Linked DNA regions of Mus musculus: region 1 is linked to region 2. The links are chromatin loops, found by intact Hi-C in ENCODE. Cell type or tissue: left cerebral cortex. All regions are shown on one strand. Each heading gives the region's core, and the rest is flanking DNA. Links, peaks and the distances in the headings are about the cores only.

Region 1 (11,924 bases), core at 2,453-10,452, 55 kb after region 2:
ACCAATAATTGTGCTTTTAATGAATGTTCTTCATCAAGGGAGGGAGTTGTCCCTTTTCTGAGTTTGTGAGAGGTTTCACTGCAATTATTTCATATCATAATCCTGCATTTATGATTATGCTCCTATTATTTTTATTCTTTAGCTTGTTGTTGCAATGGACTTCATTGATTTTTACATATTCAACCATATTTGCATACCTAGAATAAATCCCAGTTTTTAACTTGCTGTTTTTGAGACAAGATGTCATGTATCCCAGACTGGTTTCCAACTTGTTTTGCACCAAAAATTGACCCCTAAATTAGTGTTCTTGACTCTACCTCCCAAGGTGAGGATGCAGACTAATGACATACCTTGTTTGTTTGGGGAAGATAGTAAACCCCAGGTTGTCAAGAACGCTAGGTAAATATTTTATCAACCAACTCTTTTATTTTTACTTCGTTGAACACAATTTGCCAGTGTCTGTCTGAGGTTTTCTCTGTTTGTGCTCATAAGAGACACTGGCCTGTTCTGTTTGTCTTAATGTTTTATTTTAGAGCCATGCTAATGCTGGCCTCACCGCTGATAGGAACTCTTTCTGCTTCTGTTTTGTGGAAGAAAGTTCACAGAATCTGCTCATTCTTGTTTCAAAGCACGACTGAACTTGCCAGCCACCGTGCCAAGATTCTGCAAGATTTGTGGTTTGAAAGGACATTATTATTGACTGGGTGTCTTTCATGGTGTCTAGAATGTTCCTTTGTAATCTTTTGAATGTCTATAGGACCAGACCAGCAATCATCGATCCTCTTTCTTCTCTACCACTTGTATTTGTGTCTTCTCTGCTTATTAGTGATCAAGACTCCTTGTTTATTAGTTCCATTTCTCATTTTAAATTGTCAAATTTTGGGTTTGTCTATTTTGATTTCCTGTTTTCAATTTCATAGAGTACTGCTATATTTTTTCTTACATTTGTTTTAATATATTCCTTTGAGACACTTGTTAACCAAAACGTGTTATTTAATTATTATTAGTTTTGTCGGGTATATGTCCAGTTCCCTTTGTGTTAGTGATTTTAGTGATTTCTGGTTTAATTCAACTATGTAAAAATAGAGGGGCTGGAGAGATGGGCCAGCAGTTCAGAGCACTGGCTGCTTTTGCAGAGCACCGAGGTTTGCTTTCTGTCATCCATATGGTGGCTCATGAAGGGTTGTACTTCAGTTCCAGAGGATGCAAAGCCCTCTTCCGGCTTCTGTAGGCACTAGGCATGCAAATGGTACACATATGTACATAAAGTCCAACACATGTCAAAATAAATGTAAATGAATTAAGAAAACATATGTATATGTATACAAGCAATCCTAGAAGCACCCTCATCCGGAGAAATTTGGGGAGGCTTTTCAGCCCATCCCAAAATGTGCAGTTTGAGAAACTGTATGTAGTTTTATTAACTGTATTAATGTTATGTAATTAAATAAGATTAGTACAATATAAATCTCTTGAATTAAATATATTATCTTCTTACTGTCTTGATGTACTCAAGCATTGCTGCTTGTTTTCCACTGAACAGAAAAATAAACATTCTCTGATACAAACACACTTTAGATTTCTGTATTGGAAATAACAGAGGCCATATCATTTTAGAGTTTTTGTGAAAACAAATATTTACATGTTGCTCATTTCTTATATTATGCATTCACATTTCAAGTAAGAATAAAAGTTTATAAATGTTTTTGGTCATTATTTTATTTTTAAACTTTTTTTTGAGAATTTCATACATGAGTATTGTATTAATAACATTTCTTTTTTTTTCCATTTTTTATTAGGTATTTAGCTCATTTACATTTCCAATGCTATACCAAAAGTCCCCCATAACCACCCACCCCCACTCCCCTACCCACCCACTCCCCCTTTTTGGCCCTGGCGTTCCCCTGTACTGGGGCATATAAAGTTTGCGTGTCCAATGGGCCTCTCTTTCCAGTGATGGCCGACTAGGCCATCTTTTGATACATATGCAGCTAGAGTCAAGAGCTCCGGGGTACTGGTTAGTTCATAATGTTGTTCCACCTATAGGGTTGCAGATCCCTTTAGCTCCTTGGCTACTTTATTAATAACATTTCTAAGCCACCCTCACCACACTCCAGTTCCTCAGTGTCCCTGCTCAAATTTGTGACGTATTTTACTTTACTTATTATTGTTTTACACACACACACACACACACACACACACACACACACACACACACACAACACACGCACACACACACAATCTGCTGACTCCATTTAGTCTACCCCTAGATGAAGAACTATAGACAACTATTGATTTCATAAGGGAAGAAGAATCAAACTTCTCTAGCGATGAGAACCTTTATAGATTATCTAATCCTAAGTGGTCATCTTTAAATATATATACTTATGAGTTTATAAATATACAAATTTACAACACAACATATTTGTATTTATAAATATAGTAGATACTCATAATTTAAATATATAATACATAATTTATATTATTTGTATTTATAAATATAGTAGATACTCATAATTTAAATATATAATACATAATTTATATTTATATAAACATATAAATAAAATTATGCTTATAAATGTATAAATATTTAAATATATAATATAATATAGATACATAAATGTATAAGTACATTCATATACTTATGAATTTATAGAAATTTTAACCAACACAAACTTAATTTTTCTTCTTAGAGACTTTACCATTCAAACAACATGTGAAGAGATAGGATATAATGATCTATAACTCCAGCACTCAGAGGAAAAAGGCAGGAATATCAGAAGTTCAAAGTCAGGTCTCCACATGGCTGCATGCACACATATGCACATACCTGTATACATGACAAACACATACATACCATTTAAAATTTGCATATACATTAATGAAGACATAATTTGTCATTTAGTAGTGTTTCTAAACATCTAGTAATTTGGAGTTCTAAGTCTAATGAGTGAGGTCTTTTGAACTTCTACTAAGGAGTGATTTGCATCACTCCAAAATTTATATATTGAAGCCCCACTATGATGGTATTTGAAGATGAGATCTTGAGAAGTAACTAGGTCCTAGGGTGAAACCTCCACTATCAGATTAATGTTTGCATGACGGAGAGAGAGAGAGAGAGACAGAGAGAGAGAGAGAGAGAGAGAGTGGTCAGAGCAGGAATGCTCTATTTGTATCTCCTAAGGATGGGACAAGGAGGCTGCTGTCCACGGCTCAGAAAGTAGTCCTTGCCTGGCACCAGATCTTGCAGTGCCTGCCTTGCTTTCTGACCTCTACCACTGTGATAAATGTTTCATTGTTTTTGTGTTTTGTTTTGTAGTGCTAAGAGTCAAACCCAGGCAGGAGTTACAGCTCTGTTCCTTACATGTTTGTTACTTAAGTTACTCAGTCTATGCTGTTACTGCCTTAGCAATGACAAACTATGAGAAACCTTTTAAAAAAGTATTTAAATTTTTGTTACATCAAACTGATATGTTTAGCTTTTGAAATTATTTAGCATATTCCAAATAACCTAAAATGTGAAAAAGTAAGCACTCTATTTAGAGCAATGTAATAATAAAACTTTGCATTAAATTTGTATAACGCTTTGGGTAGGATGGCCATTTTTACTATATTAATGCTATTGACCTATGATCATGGGAGATCTTTCCAACTTCTGATATCTTCTCAATTTTTTTCTTCAGTGACTTAACAATCTTATCATAGAAGTCATTCTTTCACTTGCTTAGTTAGAATTAACTGAAGATATTTTCAATTGTGAAAGATATTCCCTGGTTTCTCGCTCATCCCACTTGACATTTGTATATAAGAAGGCTACTGATTTTGGGGAATTACTTTTGTATCCGGATACTTTGCTGAAAGTGTTATCAGCAGTCAGGGTTCCCTGGTTGGAATTTTCAGTCATTTATGTATACTATCATATCACCCCTCTTGTGGGATATTCAGTAGACAAGACTGCTCAGTCACAGGTTTAAATCAATAGAAAATCTTTATTATTCAGTCGGAGACTATACTGGGTGTTCGTGATCCCAATGTAGCCCTGGGACTTTCTCAGGGTGATTTTTCAAGCACACAAAAAGGTCTCAGTTGACATACTTCAATTAATAAGAGCAGTGAGCCAGAAGCAGAACCCACAGAAGCTGAAAAGCAAGGTTAGTACATTTAGAGCCTTCCTCAGAACTATGGGTTTGATGGATTAGGTCTTTGTTTTCATTTGGGCGGGTGGTGGTGGTGTCTACCTCCTGAGTTTTACAGCCTGAAGGGTACTTCCATCATGGAGTCAGTTATGCTATGGTCTGAGGACCTACTACAGTCTGAGGTCTGTTATAATCTGCAAATAAAGATACTTTGGCTTCTTCACTTCCAGTTTTATTTCCACTAGTTGTCTATTGTTCTTGCTAAGACTTCAAGTTCTATATTGGATAGGAATGGAGAGAGTAGACAATCTTATCTTGTTCCTTTTAGTGGAATTGCTTTGAGTTTCTCTTAATTTAAGTTGATGCTGCCAATGGTTTTGCTCTAAGTTGTCTTTATTGATTAAGTATGTCCCCTGCATCCCAAATCTGTTCACAGGTTTTACGATGAAGGGGTGTTGGATTTTTCTGCAACTGATGAGATGATCACGTGTTTTTTGTCTTTCAGTTTTTTATATGTTGGATTACATTTATTGATTTACATATGTTGAGTCATTTCTGCATCTTTGTGATAAAGCCTACTTGATCTAATTCTTAATTCTCTCTCTCTCTCTCTCTCTTTCTCTCTCTCTCTTTTATTCTGGGGATCAAATGCCAATATATAGATTTCAAAATCTATAAAGCTCAAGTTCTAATTATGTTAATATGTGTGTTATTATTATTTCATCCTGGTGAGCCTCTAACATTTGAGAGGGGCAGTGTCTTATTTAGGGCTTTATTGCTGTGAACAGACACCATGACCAAGGCAACTCTTATAAGGACAATATTTGCTTGGAGTTGGCTTACAGGTTCAGAGGTTCAGTCCATTATCAAGATGGGAGCATGGCAGTGTGGAGGCAGGCATATGGCAGGAGGAGCTGAAGGAGCTGAGAGTTCTATGACTTCATCTGAAGGCTACTAGGAGAAGACTGGCTTCCAGGCAGCTAGGAGGAGGGGGTTAAAGCCTACACCCACAGCGGTACACCTATTCCAACAAGGCTACACTTTTGAATAGTGCCACTCCCTAGGTAGGGAAAGCGGCCTGACAAAGTCGTTTTCCTTATCTATTACTGGTGCAGGTTTGAAGCTGACAGATATAGGAGGAAGCAAACATATCACAGAGTATCCGGCTGACTCACTCTTCACAAGTCTTCCTAGACCTCTGGGAGACATCTGATTCTCCTGGAGTTGGGTTAACCACTCTCCCTTAGGTATCAAAATTAAAATGAAATCAAATGTCAATTCAAAAAAAGGCGTGGAGAATGGACAGAGATGTCTCAGAGGTTTAAAACACTAAGTGTTCCTCCAGAGAAAATGAGTTGGATTCCCAGAACCCACAAAACCTTCTGTAACCCCAGTCCTAGGGACCCAACATTCTCTTTGGGCCTCCAACCATAGACACTGCATACACATGGCAGGTGCACAGACACACCTGTCAGCAAAATACTTCATAGGAATAAAAGCATTGAAAACCGCCTTGGGAAAATTCTTACCAAAAAGGCTTTTCTTAATTGCACCTCACAATGTGTGACTCACGCCCAGCACACAGTAGGCCCTCAGTCCAGATCTGTGGCAAAATTGACTTGTCCTGCACTCAAGGCATGGTCTCTTGGAAACACAAGAAATAGTAGTAGCTCGTGAGCAACCCTGTGGCTCTTCGCAGAACTTGGGGGCGAATTCGGGGTGCGGCCACTGTGCAGGTGACCTCCATCACCTCTCCTCCTTTGGTGTGCAGTCTACTTCTTGGGTTTTGGGTGGCTATGGTAGCGTCGCCTTAGAGACCAGCTAGCTGTGCGGGGAGGGAACTACATTTCCCAGCTACTCTGGTGCGCGCGGCCGGGTGCGGCGCGTGGGGCAAGTGCACCACCAGGGCCCTGCGCACCCGGCTCTTTCCCCCCGCTGTGCTGGCCACCAGCCCGGGCCTCCGCCTGGGGATGAGGTGGGAGGCGCTAGAAGCCACTTAGCTACAGGCTGGCGCCCGAAGCGGCGCTCGCTCGCTGCCCCCGCCACCGAAGCGCTCGCCAGGCACAATGCAGCACTGAGGCCACGGAGGCTGCGGTAGCGGCTCGAGCTGGGAAGGGGCGGTTGGGAGGCCGAGCCCCAGGCCCGGGCAAGAGCAGCTGAGCGCCGCCACCATGCAGGCAGCGGCGGCCGCGTCCTTCTGGCTGCTCTGCGTCTTGGGGACCTGCCCCCTGGCGCGCTGCGGTCGGGCAGGTAAGTTCGCATTTGCCGGGGTTTCCAGGACTCTTTGGAGCCTGGAGGACCCTCTAAAAGCCGCACCCGCATTTCCACAGTGCGCCGTCGTTTATTTTTTATTTTTATTTTTTGAAGGTCGGCGAGGAAGGGGTGTAAGCACACATGTGTGGGGGACCCGAGGATGCATCAGCAATCTGGGGTCAAATGCTTTTTTTTTTTTTTTTTTTCTCTTTCCTCCTGCAAAAGAAGAGTCTCCTTCAGGAAAACGGGAAAGGGGTGCCCTGTTTCTGGGCCCAGAGATGCTCTCGAAAGAGCTGGTTCCAGGGCTTTCCAGCTGGTGTCTCTGCGTCCTTCCCAGTTAGGTCCAGGAGGGAGGAGGCGGGGAATAAGGTGATGAGGAGTGCAGGATGGAGGACTGTGGGTCAGGGTCATTATTTTTTGCTGTTTCTCTCTACTCCCTCCTTCCCTCCTTCCCTCCTTCCCTCCTTCCCTCCTTCCCTCCTTCCTGCCTGCCTGCCTGCCTGCCTGCAAGGAGTCGCCTCACTGAAAGGACTGGAGAGGGGGAAAGAAAACCGCTTCCTGGAGCGCCAGAGCATCATACCACTGCGCCTCATCTATCGCTTGGGCGGCGAGGATGAAACTCAGCACAACCAGCTCGACACGCGGGTGCGGGGCGACCCTGGCGGACCGCAGGTGAGTGGCGGGGTTCGGGAGATGGTCCTCCACACTGCCCAGGGACCCCGCGTTTGCTTAGGGTTGCCCTGGAAATGCGGTGTACCGGGTGAAAAGAGCACAGTCCTAATTTGATTCCTGCATGATACTCTTGGTGTAAGTGCAAAAAGGAGGAAAAAAGGAACCAAAAGAAGGGTAGGCCAATGTTTTGCAGACGTGCTAGGGGGTAGGGGTGGCATTGGATGCTCCTAGTAGCCCTGTAACCTGAGCTAGGGACAAGAGGCACAGACCCTATCTCCTTAGTCAAGTGAAAACTGCACGGGGTAGGAGGAGTCTATTTAGGCAGGATATGCATCACCATCTTTGTTGTTTTAACTCTGAGAGAAAACATTATAAACCAGGATGATTATTGTAGAAAGAAGAGAGGAGAAGAAAACTAGGCTGCTCTAAGAAACCAAACTAAAATAAACAACATCTCAAAATCCCCTGGTCACTCAGATTTGTGAACACCAGAGACATGCCCATTCAGTCCTAACCTAAGGCCCGAAAACGGGTCCTCCTTGGGTGCGATCATTTTAGTGAGCACTTATATTGCTCTGAAAGCTAATTTATTTCAGTACTTGCATTTTAATCAATACCAAACATCTATAGATACGAATGAGTACTGCTAACTCTAGCAAATATTTTTGGGACTGTAAATGTTTTTATGTTTGTATAGATCAACCTGACAAGTCGCTCATCTACAAGTGCATCTGAAGTTCATGTAGTTGATAATTGAAAACTTTACTTAAGTAAAGATAAGCTGGGCAGTTTCATACCATAAATACATTCAACACTAACTTAACTGTGATGTGATAATGTACTCAGTTATTCACGTGTTTGACATATGTAAAGAGTGAAAATTATTTAAGTCTATATTTGCACTCGAATATTTGGCTCCATTAAAATTTTGTTGACGTAGGTAGAAATTCAGGGTAACTTGTAGTATCCATGGATGTTAGATTAATGTAGTAGAGAACCTAACATGTCCAGCCCTTAATGAAAGATGTTATTATCTGAATTAATGCTTGGCAGCTTCTTGTTTCTCTTGTTAAATTTTGGCTTGTTTCCATGGAAAACCTGCAGAAGGGAACCTGTCTTATTTTTCAGTTAGTTAATAATTATTCCTGTGTGGGAGTATTCTGATGCTTGTTTGTAGCCTCTTATTAAAAACAAACAAACAAACAAAAATCTAGACACAAACACACACAAACTAAACAGAGGAATATAGTGAATCCTAGCTTCAGTGACGGGGAACTTACAGTCCATCTTGCTTTTCTCTAACTTCTACTTGCCTGCTCCTTTCTGTATTACTTTGAAGCAAGCAACTGATGCTTTATTTATTAACATTTTCAGTAACAAAACTCTGAAAGGTAAGGGTTATATTAAAAATGTAACTCTGAATTGCCACATTAAAAATAAGGTTAATTCTTTGATACTATAAAAGAACCATTCTTTCAGAAACATTTATCTCAAAAATATAATTATATGTTTGTTTTACACACACACACACACACACACACACACACACACACACACACATTCATTTTGTGCCAGAGCTAAAATAGAGGGCATACTTAGTTTATTTAAGTCTCTTTTAGTGTATGATTTCTTCTACCTATGCTTTTGTTTTTATTTTAATTTGCCTTTTAATTGGTTCTTATTTTTAATTTTCATTGTAATTTACTTATTGAGACATGACATCTTTTATTCTGTATAGAGTTTTCCATGGTCAGGAATTTGCTGATGTAGACAGTGTGTTAGAGCAAGTCCCAGAGTCTTTGTGGGAAGGGAAGGAAGGATGGAGAGGAGCAGAGATGCAGAGAGAGGGGTGTGAAGGAACAGACTCGGGACCTCTGTCTCTGCCGCCTGCTGTCCATGACCTCAAAGCCCGCCTGCCCACTTTGTGATGGTAGAAGGCCACTACTTTTGAGAAAAAGAGTGTTATTTCTCTCTCTCAATGTTTCTAGACCACCACTTCTGAGATGTTTTAACTCAGATGGGCCTCTCCATATGGGGCATAAGATACGATAGGCCCTTCACAAGTAAACTTTGCAGCTGAGGTGAATGAGACTGTTGTCTGGTAGAACTTAGGTTAAACATGTAGAGATGACTTGTCCCAGTCAGAAGTGGAAGTAATGCTATTTATAATTATGGCAAATTATCCTCGGTATCTAAAGGCACACTCAGCACATTTTGATATCTCCATCACCCAGGGAGTCAATGTACTTTACATGGATCCTTAAATTGCAGCAGGACACCACAGAGAACTGATGGAATCTCAAAGACCAGTGTTTCCTACAGTGAGGAAACTAAGGGTTTTTCTTGTCTGTTAGGCATTCCTGGTTTCCAGAGATCTATAATTTAATCTGAAAATGTGTGGATTTTATATAGCTCTTGTTACTGTTATTATTATCATTATTATTTTGGTAAAAAGAACTTTTGGCACTGTAGGTACTCATGGATATCTTTAGCATTTTTCTTTGTATTATAGAAATAATGTCTGGATGGTTCTTTTGTTACCTCATAAGGTACACATGTGTGTGTCTGTGTGCAAGCAACTCATTTATTGACTCATTAAGAGGAATTTATTTACTTTGAGCTCTCGCTAGTTAGCATTTTAAGAAAATCAAGGCCATAGGGATTTAGAAATAAAAGGCACAGTTGTAGCCTTTAAGGGGTTTACAGAGAGCTGGGAAAATGAATGAGTGCTTACACAATTGCCCTTTGCCCTTTAGTCTTGAGGTGACTACAGGGGCTGTGGAAACAGTGGAAGCCCAGCGCCCAGAGCTTAACCCACAAGGAGCCCCTGGGCTCTCCCAGGAGGTGCTGTCTGATTGGTCACATTACAGACAGGGGTGGGCATAGCTAGCAGAGAGGGGCAGCATGTTCAGAGTCAGATGGAAGCCAGGCATAGCCTCTGCTAACTGCAGATGAGGTTTGGGGGACCAGTGTGAGAAGCATGTCGTTCCTGGATGCTGCAGCAAGTTCTGATGTTCTGAGGAGTTGGGACTTGGCTCTGCAGGCTATGTAAGCCTTTTGGCAAGGAGGATTAACTGGCTAAGTTCATGATCCTATGGTATCATCCTAGTGTTACAGAAGAATAATTGTAATTCTCAAGAGTGAGCAGGCTTATTATTCACTTTTATTCACTGATCAATTCCAGTTCGTATCATTAAGCTTTGTAAGTGCCGAGCTCCCAAACATGCTGAGAACACCAGATGAGTGGCATTTACAAAGCACCTAGGTCAACGCTGGGTATGCAGTGACTCTCTAAGAGTCTTTTAAGTCATAGTCACTCCCTTGGCAGCTCCAGGACTGTTTAGGCATTTTATGACATCATTTGAATGCAAAATGATGCCCTCATTACCTGAATTTAACACATTCCCTGAAGTTACAGATTACTCATTTTTTACATAGCATGGAATGGCCTTGGAAGGAAGAGACCTTATAGGCCATTCAAATTAGCTCAGAAATTACCGCTTACCTGATAGGCTCGAGCAACTGACCAAGGGAAGGTGGTCACCACTCTAGTCTTAGATGGTTCCATTCCTCAAGCTCAAGAGACTAGTTGAGTATCAATTTCTTTTATATTATTAATATGAGCTTGTTTCAGTTTTCATCCATAGATGGCAATATGAAGCTTTTATTTTAGAAGAAATTTCATTATGGTTCTGCTTGAATGGTGATAGTTTAGTGTGAAAAGGTGATTTCACTGATACAAGTCCATATTGTGAGATTTTTTTTTCTTTTTGCTTATTGCATAGTGAGTTATTCCAGTGCTTACTAATTCTTATTGCGAATGGGATGATTACCCTGTGTAGATGCTCATTATGTCATAAAATGCTAGAGATTATAGTCAAAATACAAAATAGTTGTAGTTGATTGTGAGTAACCTTGCTGTCTTCAGGGTTGTCAAATATGAAGTAGTGCTAAGCTCAGAAGATAGCCCTTGAATATTTAAAATATTGAGGTTTTTTTTCCTTCTTTCTTGACAGTTTTTTTTTTTTTTTTGCTAAAAGAATTGCCTGTTTGTAGATTGTAAGGTAAAACATATATTTTTTATGAATTTGTATAAGGTGTCATCTACTGAGCCTTACTGATCGTTTACCATTGATAACCCTATTATTGCTATCTTAGATATGCTTATTAATGGTTGCTTTTTTTGCCAGCTAAGCAGCATATAGTTACCATGACACTAGAAGTGGGTCATCTGATAGTTTATTTTGTTACATGGTTACCTTTAAATTCTGTTATGTATTTTAAAAACACCCAGTGATTTTATACTTCTACAAACGACATAATTTCTTCTATCAGAAGTATTGTTTGCAAATACAAGATCTACTTTCTCCCATCCTGTCCTCTGCAAAGTATTACAGCTGTGTAAGGAGTCGTCAAGTGGGGACAAGGACATGGATCTATAACTCACCACTGTCTTATTACTCACCATTAGTGAGTGGGTCAGAAAGCACACTTAAGGCAAGATGGCAGCAGAGGTGTGCTCTGGCTTTTTTGTTTTTATTTTGGCGAATATTTATATATATGGCATGGAATATGTGAGCTGTCCTTAACATCAAGCTCTTCCCTCTGAGGGCACCAAGTTAGGCTGGCACTCAGTTATCTGCAGTACAGCTCCCCCAGTGGTGAAGGGCTCCTAGGATTTATAGCTTTCATGGTAGTTTGCCAGGTTAGCACAAACATCTTTTTTTTTTTCCTAAAAGTACATTTGTTAATCTAAGTAGCTCAATATTAATACATTTTTGCCATATGGAGGGGGAAAGAAATATTTCACAGTGCATTTTTGTCTACCTACCAATTCAATAAAGTAAAAATAAAAATTAAAAT
Region 2 (11,924 bases), core at 2,576-10,575:
CCACTGTACTACCACTGAAAATAGAACCCAGGGCTTCATACATGCGAGGAAAGCAATGCACCCTCTGAGCTCCATTCTCAGAACAGGGAGGATCTACTACAGCTCAGACAGCTCTTGCTACCAGTGTGTGATACCCTACCCTTATGAAGTTGCTGGTATTCTTGTCCATCTGATACAATATAGAATTATTTTTATCAAATTCTACATAGTCATAATGAGTAATCCTGCACTATAAATGAACAAACAGAGAAACAGATAGGCTAACTGCAGATCTACACATCTCCCTCTGTCCCACAAATCTCGTCCACCAGTGTCATCCCCAGCTCAGCAGCAGAGAATCTGTTGTGGCCTACCTTCATCTCCATGCCCCACTTCCAATGATCACACAGCTCTTCCCCTCCAAATCCCCCCACCCCCACTCACTGTTTTATCCCAGCCTCCAACTCCAGCAGACTCCAGCAACTCCCAGGAAGCCATAGGCCACTCAGCCCAGGGAAGCAGGTAGGCTAACTGAAGATCTTCACCTCTACCTCCTCTCCTCCACACCCAATCCCCCAGTCTTGCACCTGGCTAGGCAGCAGATCACCTTCTGAGCACCCCCACACCCCACATCCAGCTGATAAAGCAGATCTTCTCCCCACTCAGCCCATGCTCAACCCTACTAGGCTTTCTCTGGAATACTAAACATACAAAAAACCTATAAGGGAAAAAGACCAAGTAACTATAAAGGCAGACCTACTGCAATAACACAAAACTTCTCAATAGAAACTCTAAAAACTAGAAGTGCCTAGACAGATGTTTTACAGGCTCTCAGCAACCACAGATGCCAGCCCAAACTACTATACCCAGCAAAACGGTCCTTTACAAATTTGTATTAAAAAAAATATATATATATATATATATATATATATATATTCTGCCTACACCTCAGTTGGTGAAAAATGTTTCTAGATAAGGTATCAATTCTAATAAATTAACAAAAATATCATGGAAACAAAAATGAGTACAGTAACATTTTTAAAAGTCTAAATATGTTTAAAAAGTTTAATATACATACCTTTGGGGAATGGGTTGTTCTGGGCCTGGAGTCGAATTTTAACAACATCCAGGGGAGTCACTATGGATATATAAATTTTATTAAGATAAGATGTCTCTAATTTTCTATGGTGTATACGGTAAGTTAGAAAAGTATACATCAAGTCATACTTTTCCTCATTCCTATGCAAAGGGTAAGCTGTTTATCTAAAAATAGCAATGAATGTGTGTCCCACCACTGAGGTGCTCCTAATGCTCCTCAGCATTTCTGTCCACAAGACAGACTGCAAGTCACTTCTCACAAGGACTAGTCATTTCAACTACAATCCCATTAGTGTTAAAACTCAGACTACAATTTTAGAAAACACGTTCTTTAAAGCAATCTATGAAAGTTTTAAAAGTCTAAAGACTTGAGAAAAACAAGTAACTAAAAATCAGACCGTGTTAGTCTTCCCAATGCGATCAATTTATCTGTATCAGCATTGGCTTATGCCATCCACTTGGGAACAACAAAGAAGGTTGCCTCATACTTTCATTTGCATGCTCTAGTTCATGAAAATAGGAAAAAAAAAAAAAACCAAAAACATTAAATTGTGGTTTCAAGAAACTTTTCCTCATAAGAGAACAAGAAAGTCACATTAGATAATTTTTAAAGCCATTATGAACTTGAATTCTAACTTAAAGATACAAGGTAAAGCAATTGATTTATATGTTCTAATCACTTGTTATCTTAATTAAACAAACTAGTCAACATAAAATCATTCAAATGTTAACCTATCACTTATACCATTTGACTATGGCTATATGAAATACAAGAAGCTAAAGCCACCAAAACTTGAGAAACTCATAAGTTACCCCAAATTATGATATTCTATATGCAAATATTTATTCCTTTTCTAGTTTAAAAGACTTAAAAGAATTGTTAAAGTTTCATAATGTTGATAGGGACCTCCAAGAATTCTTATTTTAAAAACATATTTCTCCCTCCTTTTTCTTTTTTGTTGTTTTTTAAAATGTCTATTAACATAGCCCTGGTTTTCCTCATGCACACGTGCACAAATAACAAACATGCATATGTGCAATGTGCAGGTATCCCACACCGCACCCCTCAAAATCTACATCACTTCTTCACAGATAATAAACTCTGATAGAATAATCAAAGTTACATAATCTGTACCGGTATCATAATTTTACCCATTAGTGATGTCAGTACAGCTCCAGTACAGGAGGCAATCATTTGCTGAAGAGGAGTCACTGGGATTGTTGGTGGCGGCCCTTCAGTTTCAGGCTCCATACTTTTTAACTGGTTGAAAAAAAATCCATTAAAGCAAAAATTAAGATAACATATGCGTGTGTGTATATATACACATATATATATGTATACATATAATACATCTATGCATATATGTAATAAAGTTGAATGACAAATGCCTTCAAAATTACCTGTTAAGTTATAAGAACAATAATCAGGAGTGCTTGCCTAACATGCCCAACATTTGGGTTTGATCCTCAGCACTAAACAAACAAAATAGAACAGAATAAAATTATATCAAAACACAGGTTTTTATCACTGCCAAAAGTAAGTTATAAATGGAAGCCAGTGTGCAATTGGCACTAGTAGCATATAGCCTCTGATAAGAATGTGCTTGGTTAAGCTGTACGAGTAACATCATGTCTACAGGACAGGTAACCAACAGGTACAGAAACATCCTCTGACCGAGAGCCAGAACAAAAGCAGCTAAGTGATACTTGCAGATAAACATTGCTTAGATATCTTCTCTACTCTGGAACAGACTACCATTAAATATAGCACAATTTTTATTGCATGCCAATAATTGTTGCATAGTTATATAATAAAAGCACACAACCTTAATCAGTATCTTTACAAAACTTAATGAGACAGGCAATATTATTACTTTTGGAAGTCATATATACATATACAAACACATAGATATTGATATATGTACATATGCTGTTTTATAAAAACAGTAAATACTATCTATGTTTAGTACTCTGCTATACATGTAAACAAACACTGTGATAAATGTTTATGTCATTTTTAGCACTTGCAGAATAGTATATAATTATGCTTAAGCAATCTCTTATACTTAGGTTTTCAAATTCTCAGTGGGAAACCATGATGATATAATATCCAATTCATGTATCTTTTTGTAGTCTTCCTACACTTACCTAAGTGTAAACTAAGGCTATACTATTAAAAATACAGAGAAGGGTGTGGTGACACCTTCCTCTAACCCCAGCACCTGGGAAGCAGAGACAGGAGAATCTCTTTGAGTTTAGGGCCAGCCTGGTCTACATTTTGACTTCCAAGACAGCCAGAAAACCCAGGGAGACCCAGTCTCAAAGAATTCAAAACCAAGCAAGCGTTAAACAAACAAAACCCCCTTACTACAAAGCCTGCTGTGGGGGTGAGCACCTGCAATCAGGAGCAGATAAGGAAGGGTGGAAGGTCCAAACCAGTCTGAACTTCACAGCAAGACTCTGTCTCTCACAAACACATTTTGATACAAACTTCCTTTCTAGACCGACAGACTAATGTACACTTTCACTGGCAGCATGTCACTCTGATGTTCACAAACTCTCTTTAACCTTACGGTCTTGTCCCCTCCCTGTGCTCTGCTTCCTGGACGTCATGAGCTGTACCCTCTGCTCCCTTAAATGCTTCTACCACAACGTTACATACGCATTAACAGTTGGCAGCTAAGTCTAAAATTATTATTACAGGCCTCAAATGAGCAGTAGATAAACACTGGGTCTAAGTTAGGCTTACTATGAATAGGAAAGAAAGAAAACACCTTTTGGCAAGAAAGGCTTAAATGGAAGAAGTAAAACAGGAGAGCGTTATTAGAAAAGTATTCGTCATCTAAATGCAAGAATATAAAATGTGCATTTGGTTATGTTTGACATGATGTGAGAAAGCTAATGAGGCCTCCTTTGATAATCACAAAAATGGTGAGGCAGACTGCACAGATAGTAACTTCATTATCAGACAAGGAAATTACAGAGCAAAGGGGAATACAACTCAGTGTAAAGCACAAAGTACCTGGTTCAGTGTCTAGAATACACACGTGTACACATGCACACAAACACAAAAACACACACTCTTAGAACTTGTCCAAGGGTCATAAAATTGCTTTAAGGCTAGGCCAGTACTAACTGAATTAAGTTCTCTTGACTCAGCCAAATAAATGTTCACTTAGTTCCAGGGATGTCCAAACTTTTGACACCATTACATCATGTTGCCGTCTACAAATGTGCTGGGCATTCATAGCTATCCTAGGATGCATTTAGTTTATGGACCACAAGTTGACTTCGAGCTTTCATCCAAGAACTTGGGAGGCAGAGGTAGGCAGATCTCTGAGTTTGAGGCCAGCCTGGTCTACATAATGACATGTAGACCATGACAGCCAGAGCTATATACTGAGACTATGTCTCAAAAAATAAAATAAAACAAAAACAAGTTGGATGCACAAAATTCTGCTCAATGCTTTCTAGTTTTTAACAGAGTGACTTAATACAGTTTCTTACTATAACTCTGGACCAATTCATTTATTCTTGTATGTAAAGCCTTCTTTACATCTTAAGGAATCTATTAAAGTCTATTTTCAAGATCTTTAGGGTGGGCATGGTCATCATTCCTGAAATTTCAGCACTTGGGAGGCTGATGCAAGAGGATCTCTACTGAATTCAAAGCCAGCCTAGGCTAGACAGTAAGCCCCAGGCTAGGTTGGACTACAAGGGAGACTGTCTCAAAACAAGAAACAAGAACATAAACCACATTCATTTAGTCCTGATTACTGACAGGATGTGTAGAGACTTCTGTCTTCATACAACCAAACTCTTCTTCCTGTGGCTGCTGTAAAACTTGGGTTCCATGGGGTACTAGGAGTTGACTAAAAACAAAAAAACAAAAAAACACTAGTACCTAGGTGGTGAGTAGATGTTTTGCTTATTCATAGTTTGGAATTATACCTTACATGACACATAATGAGTCTAACATGGTTCCAACTCTTTGATTGTCTTATCTCAGAAGAAATATAAATCACCTTTCACAAGAGCATAAAACAACTTCCAGTTTTATTTTCCAAAGAAACATGATTACATCTTTTCCAAATTCTGAAAACATCAAAGAGAGAGAGAGAGAGAAGAGAGAGGAAGAAAGAAATTAAGAAAAAGAAAACAACCCCCTTTCCCTTCGGCCACCTCTTCCTCTCCATCATTTCTTTCTTCAGTGTGCTCCACCATAGAGGTCAGGTCCACAGGTTATCTATTACTTAGCTAGATTACCACTCAAATTGTAATTACCTCTATTATCATTCTAACTACTCTTAAGGAAGTGGGTGGCACCTCCCAAGCCACCACAGATGCCTATAGTTCAGGTTTTAACCGGTTTGAACTCGGTTGGGGACGAAGCTGAGTCAAGTCATCAACATGACAGTAATTAGAATTTTTCAGTTCCAGGCTTACTGCTTCCAAGCGCATTCCCCTTAGTCCCCCTAACAGCTAAGAACCAGTACTCTCTTCACAGACTAAATCGGAGCCTCGGAATTATCCAATTCCTAGATTAGCTGGGAAGCTGGGACCACCAATTCTGTAAAAAAATTCCATTCCTCCCCACCATTATTAAGATTTGTTCCCAGTCTCTTCCAACTCAGCTTGCTCTCCCTCTCCTCACTCGCACTGCCTCATCCCCTGACTCTCCACTTCATCTCACAAGCTCTACTCCAAGGCATTCCCCCTTCCCTCGTGGCTTTAATTCTACTCTGTATTAGTGCTTCTCAAACATTTGAACCAGTTTACAAACATGGAAATTCTGTTTCCTTTCCGTAGTTTACGCTTTGAAAATTGAATCCTCTCCTCATTTTTAAAAAATGTTTGCTCCTCCTTCTCAAGGTCTGTTAAGCACATGTATATTAATTCAAATTCATCAGTACAATGTCTCAACATATTTCCCTTTCTGGCTCCCTCCTCCGGACATTTCTTGAGATTACAAATTAGCTCCGACTGTCTAAAGCAGTTTAATACAGATAGACAGTTCGATGACTGTCGCTCCAGCCTCCGTCCATAACCTGTTTAAAACAAAATCATTTCTTTTAGCAATGCTAATCCAACTTGATGTTGTCTTTGGCGAATAGTCTCACAATTCACCTGTCTGTGCCTGAATATACTTATTTGTACTGACTGTCTTGAGGGTACTCCATCAAAAATCAATACTATAAGGAGTGTCTATTATAGCCAGGAGTTAAGAAATGCAGAACAGTACAAAGCATAACGTCTGTATGGGTGAGAGCAGAAGTATACTCCAAACAAGTTTTGTGAGGCATTTTCTCATTTACAAAGCAAAATTAAAACAAATCACGTACGCCTGAATTTCGTCTTGACCATAATCCCGTATTCCCGTTTTACAGATGAAAAACCCTGAGACTTCATTTTCCACTCTTTTATTGCTACAAAAAGGACAATTATACACACAGAGAGAAAGAACAGGTCTGTACAGAACAAAGTACCCAAAGGGCTGCGAGAGTCGGATCCGGCGGGTGGACCCCGGCCCCGCCGCCACCGCGGCCACCCGGGACCTTTGCGGCCCGTCTGCAAGGTCGGCGGGAGCCCAGGGCCGGCCCCGCGTCCCACACAGGGTTAACTGGAGTACCTGGTGGCGAGGCGACTGCAAGGCCCGGGTCTCAGCCAGCCTAGCAGGTGATGTCGACCACGAGGTGAAGCCTCCGAGGCTAACCGCGTCCACCGCCCTGGCTGCCCCACACTCCAAGTATGCAGAGCGGAGCCGGAACTCGAGGAGGACGCGGGAGAGCCGGGTCTGAGGCCCCGCGGGCTGGCGCGCCGGGGGCGTGGTCAGCATCCGGGGGCGGGGCCCGCGGGGCGCGAGGCGGGGCAGGTGGAGCCTGCGCGAGGCCGGCCCCGGCGTAGGAAGGGCGGGGAGCGCGTCTGGGCGCCGCGGTCGCGTGACGCGTTTTCAAATCTTTAACCGCCGCGGCTCCCGGGTCTGAGCTACAGCCTCTTCCTGCTCCGAGCCTCCGCGCCGGAACCGGCCCTCAAGCGCGGCCCGGCGCCGAGGCCGAGGCCGGAGCCGGGGCCGGGGAGGCCCTGGGAGCTTTGTGTTCGCGGCCGTTCCATGCGGCCCCCGGTGCGGACCCAGCATGTAGGTGCCTGGTGGCTGCCATGAACCTCGAGACCATGAGGATCCACAGCAAAGCACCTCTCCCGGGTATGGAGCCCCTCCCCCGCCGCGGTCCCTTTAATCGTTTCCTGCCTGGCTGGTTCCACGGAGGGTTCTAGAGAGTCTTCCTGCGGAGGGCCTCTTGCCGCTTTTGCGTTTCTGTGGGTTCTCGGCGCCCGCGAGGCGTTCGGTGTTGGTCTCCGTGAGGGACCGACGCTGGCCGGGCCCCTCATGCTCTCCCCGCCTCGGCCGCGAGCGACCCGGCATTCCCGGGGCTGCAGGCTTCAGACAATGCGCGGGTCCCCGACGGCCCCACGGAGGAGGCGCCCACGCCCATTTGTGACTGTTCCCGTCACTCGTGAGGGAGACGGAGAGGTGTATGTGTGTGTGTTTCAACCTCATAGACAAAAGCAGATTTCAATCTCAATGTTTAATATAAAAAATTTTCATTATAGGGAAAATTCCTAAGAGGTGCATGTGTGTCTAGTAACTAAGTACTAAAGTGCAGGTTGTCTTCGAAAGTTTAAAGAAGATGTTTGATTCTCATCTGCTTTTAAAATAAAAGATGGATGGCATAGTCCTTAGTGGGCTTAGGTTCTTAATATGTAAACAAAGTGCATGAACTCCCTCGTCTAGTTCTTTTAAGTACTAGACAAACTATGAAACCAAAATGCCAGCATTTAGTAACCCCTAAGAATTAGGTTGTTTATTCTAGATGAGTGTGTGTGGCTACCTAGGTAAATAAGCTTTAAATATTTGAAACACCTGTGTTGGGTTTTCACCGACCTGTTAATTACCCACATGACGTTTACACCATGAGAAGGTAAGTTTTCCAGAACAGCTCTATAGAATTCCTGCTTCATACACGGAACAGGAGTAAATAATAACTATTTTCTGCTGATTCAGCTCTTGTTCTCCAGTATAGAGTTTTGTGGAAACCATACAGGACAGTTTGCCTTCATCCTAAGTGGTAATATTAGGGAAAACATTTAGATTCTAATGACTTAATTTGTTATGACTAGTAATGTTTCCTTTCTGCAATAAAGCTGTTGAACATTTTTTGTAAAATAAATTAAAAATTTGTCTGCATAAAATGTTGCCTGATTCTTTTGTAATCACAGGTGGCATCCAAGACAGAAATGAAAAGAATCGACCATCCTTGAAATCCCTGAAGGCTGATAATAGACTGGAAAAATCCAAATATAAGCCCCTTTGGGGAAAAATATTTTACCTTGACTTGCCTTCTATCACCATATGTGAGAAACTACAAAAAGATATAAAGGAACTCGGAGGGGTAAGTGAGAACCGCACACCCACCAGAAGTTGAGAAAAGTAATACTTGGCGTTCTGTAATATAAATTACCAGGGCATTTCATTTTGGAAATTACAGCCATTTAGCAGTAGCAGCTTTGATGAGCTATTGGTTATTAGTGAATCACTTGGGAACTGGGAGTGTAACCCAGTGGTCTAGCACCTGCTGACATGTGAAAGACTTTCTGTGTTCAAGTCCCAACATCAGAAGATAAAGGCTTTTTTTTAAAGCCTTTTGTAGCCTGATAAAATGTCAAGTTTCTGTGATTGGTGGTTTGGTATAAAGAAATGAGGTTCCTATGTCCTAGTAAACCTGCCCTTTCTTTCAAAATACCAGGAGCCATTTGACTGATGACTGAGGGGAGCTGTTATGTGTTAAAATAATTCTTTAGTTTTATACATATACGTGTATGTATGTGTATGTGTATATATATATATATATATATATATATATACTTATACATGTATGTATGTGTGTGTGTATATATACACACACACGTATATGTATAATTATTATATATGTGGCATACAATTTACTAGTGTACACTTGTGTGTATATGTATACTTACGTGCCAGGAGAGAAGTACTCAGTGAGCAGGCACCTGTCATGGAGGGAACAATTTTTGAGACAGGGTTTCTCTGTTTAGCCCTGGCTGTCCTGGAACTCACTTGGTAGACCAGGCTGGCCTTGAACTCCGAAATCCACCCGCCTCTGCCTCCTGAGTGCTGGGATTAAAGGTGTGCGCCAACATACCCCACAGAGTAGTAGTAAAGTGCCTTCCCTGTTGTATCCATTTTTTTATGATTAGAAAACTTTGGCAAAACTCTAAGATTTCTTAGGTGTATTGTTAATGTTACCTAAAATCTAGCAAATGTGGTTATTATGATTTTTACTGTTTTCAGAGGTTTCTGCTGGACTGAAAGTTAGCAGTTTTGAACATTTTGTTCCCAGACTGAAAATTCACAAGAATACTTCACGAGTTTCTTAGAGTTTCTCATTAATGTGATATTTTCCTTGCCTGCCCTTGACGTTTGCCTGCATTCTTTGGGAGGCAGTTGATGGAATCTCACTTTGACTATGAAAGGCACATGGATTCCACTCTCTCTTGGTCAGTTACATTCATATACAAACTGTGTTGCAGTCAGTTACTCCCGTTACCCTCCTGTGTGCTTCTCACAGCAGATGCTTCAGACGATGTTGTATCTCTAAGTCCAACTTGGGAACCCATAAAAGGGAGCTTTGACTAAATCAGCAGTGTCATGTTGGTGCTGGCACAGGAATCACTTCCACCACCCTTTTCTTTCTTCCCCCATCCTCACAACACCTCCTAAGATACTTTCAAGAAACAAATTTTCAATGACTTCTACCACAAATGGTTGTTACAGACCATTTTGATTTTATGTATGTCAGATTTTACCCTTGAAAGGTTTCAAGTATCTCAGTGGCTATCCTGAAAACATAAGTTTTGTAACACTGTGGCAGGGGAGTTAACCTGATCATAAAAGTGATGTTTTCCTGAGGTAAGCTCTCCAGGTGTTGGGATCCCTGTGGTTGCCTTCAATGCAGAAAACCCTCTGCTGCAGAATTTGTTTTATTGCATCTGCACCCTCCCCTTAGGAACAAGCAAGTGCTGGGCTAGTGAGGTAGCTTGCAGGTAGGGGGGGGGGGCACGTGCTGCCAAAGCCATGGCAAAAGAGCACTGACTTCCACAGTCCACCACTTTTCTTGTTGGAAAAGAAAGTACCTACTTCTGGTCTTTGCTGTTTAATTCGATGTCAATTTAGTCCTTAGGTCCTGGTTTCTGTCCATATTTAAAGGAACCCAGTTTTATCAAATTGTCATTTATTTCAATGGTTCTCTCTTCCTCCAATTTTTACTTTTATTTAACCTGTCTATCCTTTTATTTTCTTTTGCTTTGGATCGTCCCAATGTTGTCATTGTTTAATTGATCACACGTATTTGTTTTCTGTGAGTCTTAAAGAAACTGTGCTAAAAATTTACAGAGGACATTTGTGATAATTCAAGTATTAACTGTATAGCAGTAAATTTTCACATAATAGTGAACCTTCCTTTATACTGTTAGAAAAATAGCCAAATGAAAGCCACTTAAGAAGGATAAAGAGAGCCAGGCAGTATTTGCACACGCCTTTAATCCCAGCACTCGGGAGGCAGAGGCAGGTGGATTTCTGAGTTCGAGGCCAGCCTGGTCTACAGAGTGAGTTCCAGGACAGTCAGGGCTACACAGAGAAACCCTGTCTCAAAACAAAACAAAACATAACAAAACAAAAGGATAAAGAGCCAGGCTTGCAGGCATATGCTTATAATCCCAGGTCTGGGGTCCAAGGCTTGAGGATCATGGCCTCAAGTTCATGCTAGCTTGGGCTACTAAGTAAGACCCTGTTTAAAGAGAAAGAAGGAAGAGTGGGCCCATCTTTAACAGTTAGGCTAGAATAAAACAGCTGGGAAAGAAAATATAAGGGTGGTGTTTTCTGCTCTACTTGGTGGCATGACCCTGGGAGAGTGGAGCCTAAAAGTGAAGTGGACTAAGGTCTCATACCGTAGCCAACTTTATTCAGAGTATCAGGCAGTTTATACTCTGAGAGTTAAGAATCACATGAGTGGCCAGGTGTGGTGGGGCACTCCTTTAATCCCAGCACTTGGGAGGCAGAGGCAGGCGAATTTCTGAGTTCGAGGCCAGCCTGGTCTACAGAGTGAGTTCCAGGACAGCCAGGGCTACACAGAGAAACCCTGTCTCGGAAAAAAAAAAAAAGAAAAAGAAAAAAGCAAAAAAGAATCACATGAGTAAAGTGACACAAGGACAAGCCTCAGGTGCGGACATCATGCTTTTCCATAGAGGCACGTGAATAACAACAATTGAAGGATCTCAGTCGTATCCACTTCGCTTGGGAGGGGCACATTCAAAAATACATTCCAAGAACAATTCTGTGTTTTGGAAAAACTGAGGTCACAAGATTCATCTTGTTTGTTGGAGTTTTCTCAGAAGCACTCAGAATTCTCACTTGACTCCGTTCGTGGACTGTGTTCCAACAGGCTGTAATACCTTGTTACTTTATGATCCTGAGCACAAACAAGTATAATTTTTGTGTTTGCCCATTAAAATGTAGAGGCAGCAATTTCCAATCAGTTCTCTGAGTATGGTTTTCAGGGCATACTATAGTGCTTTTGTTAGACTCAAAAATGAATCCTACGTCTGTCTTTCCTGGAGCTCTAATCTAGATAGGAATGGCGTGGTATTGTGTGAAAAACCTTTTCCTAGGGAAAACACAACACTGTTGAGATATCTGTTCACCCCAGATAGGAATCCTACGACAGAGCAAAGTATGGATACCACCAAAGTCTAACTTGGTGGAGCAGTGAATT

Evidence for each region. Peaks named below come from ENCODE experiments on the same cell type or tissue, not always from the same donor. Only the 100,000 strongest peaks of a DNase experiment are listed, where the experiment ranks them.
Region 1: it touches region 2 in a loop (3-fold over the local background); 5 of 42 quality-filtered maps call a loop at or near these places.

The regions. Positions count from the first base shown.
Region 1 is chr5:8,362,338-8,374,261 of GRCm38, reverse strand. Adam22 (a disintegrin and metallopeptidase domain 22) reads left to right here and starts at 6,102. Exons shown (of 31, transcript NM_001310440.1): 1 at 6,102-6,386; 2 at 6,901-7,061. The coding sequence starts at 6,308. In left cerebral cortex, for the core only: a CTCF peak has its summit at 6,030; DNase peaks (open chromatin) are centred at 6,077, 6,745, 6,942 and 7,551; H3K4me3 peaks cover 2,659 bases; H3K27ac peaks cover 1,290 bases.
Region 2 is chr5:8,417,822-8,429,745 of GRCm38, reverse strand. It overlaps Dbf4 (DBF4 zinc finger), which reads left to right and starts at 7,030. Exons shown (of 12, transcript NM_013726.3): 1 at 7,030-7,279; 2 at 8,353-8,525. The coding sequence starts at 7,234. Slc25a40 (solute carrier family 25, member 40) reads right to left here and starts at 6,908. Exons shown (of 12, transcript NM_178766.5): 1 at 6,707-6,908; 2 at 2,479-2,550; 3 at 2,230-2,338; 4 at 1,058-1,117. The coding sequence starts at 2,329. In left cerebral cortex, for the core only: a CTCF peak has its summit at 6,052; DNase peaks (open chromatin) are centred at 5,989, 6,960 and 7,500; H3K4me3 peaks cover 2,125 bases; H3K27ac peaks cover 467 bases.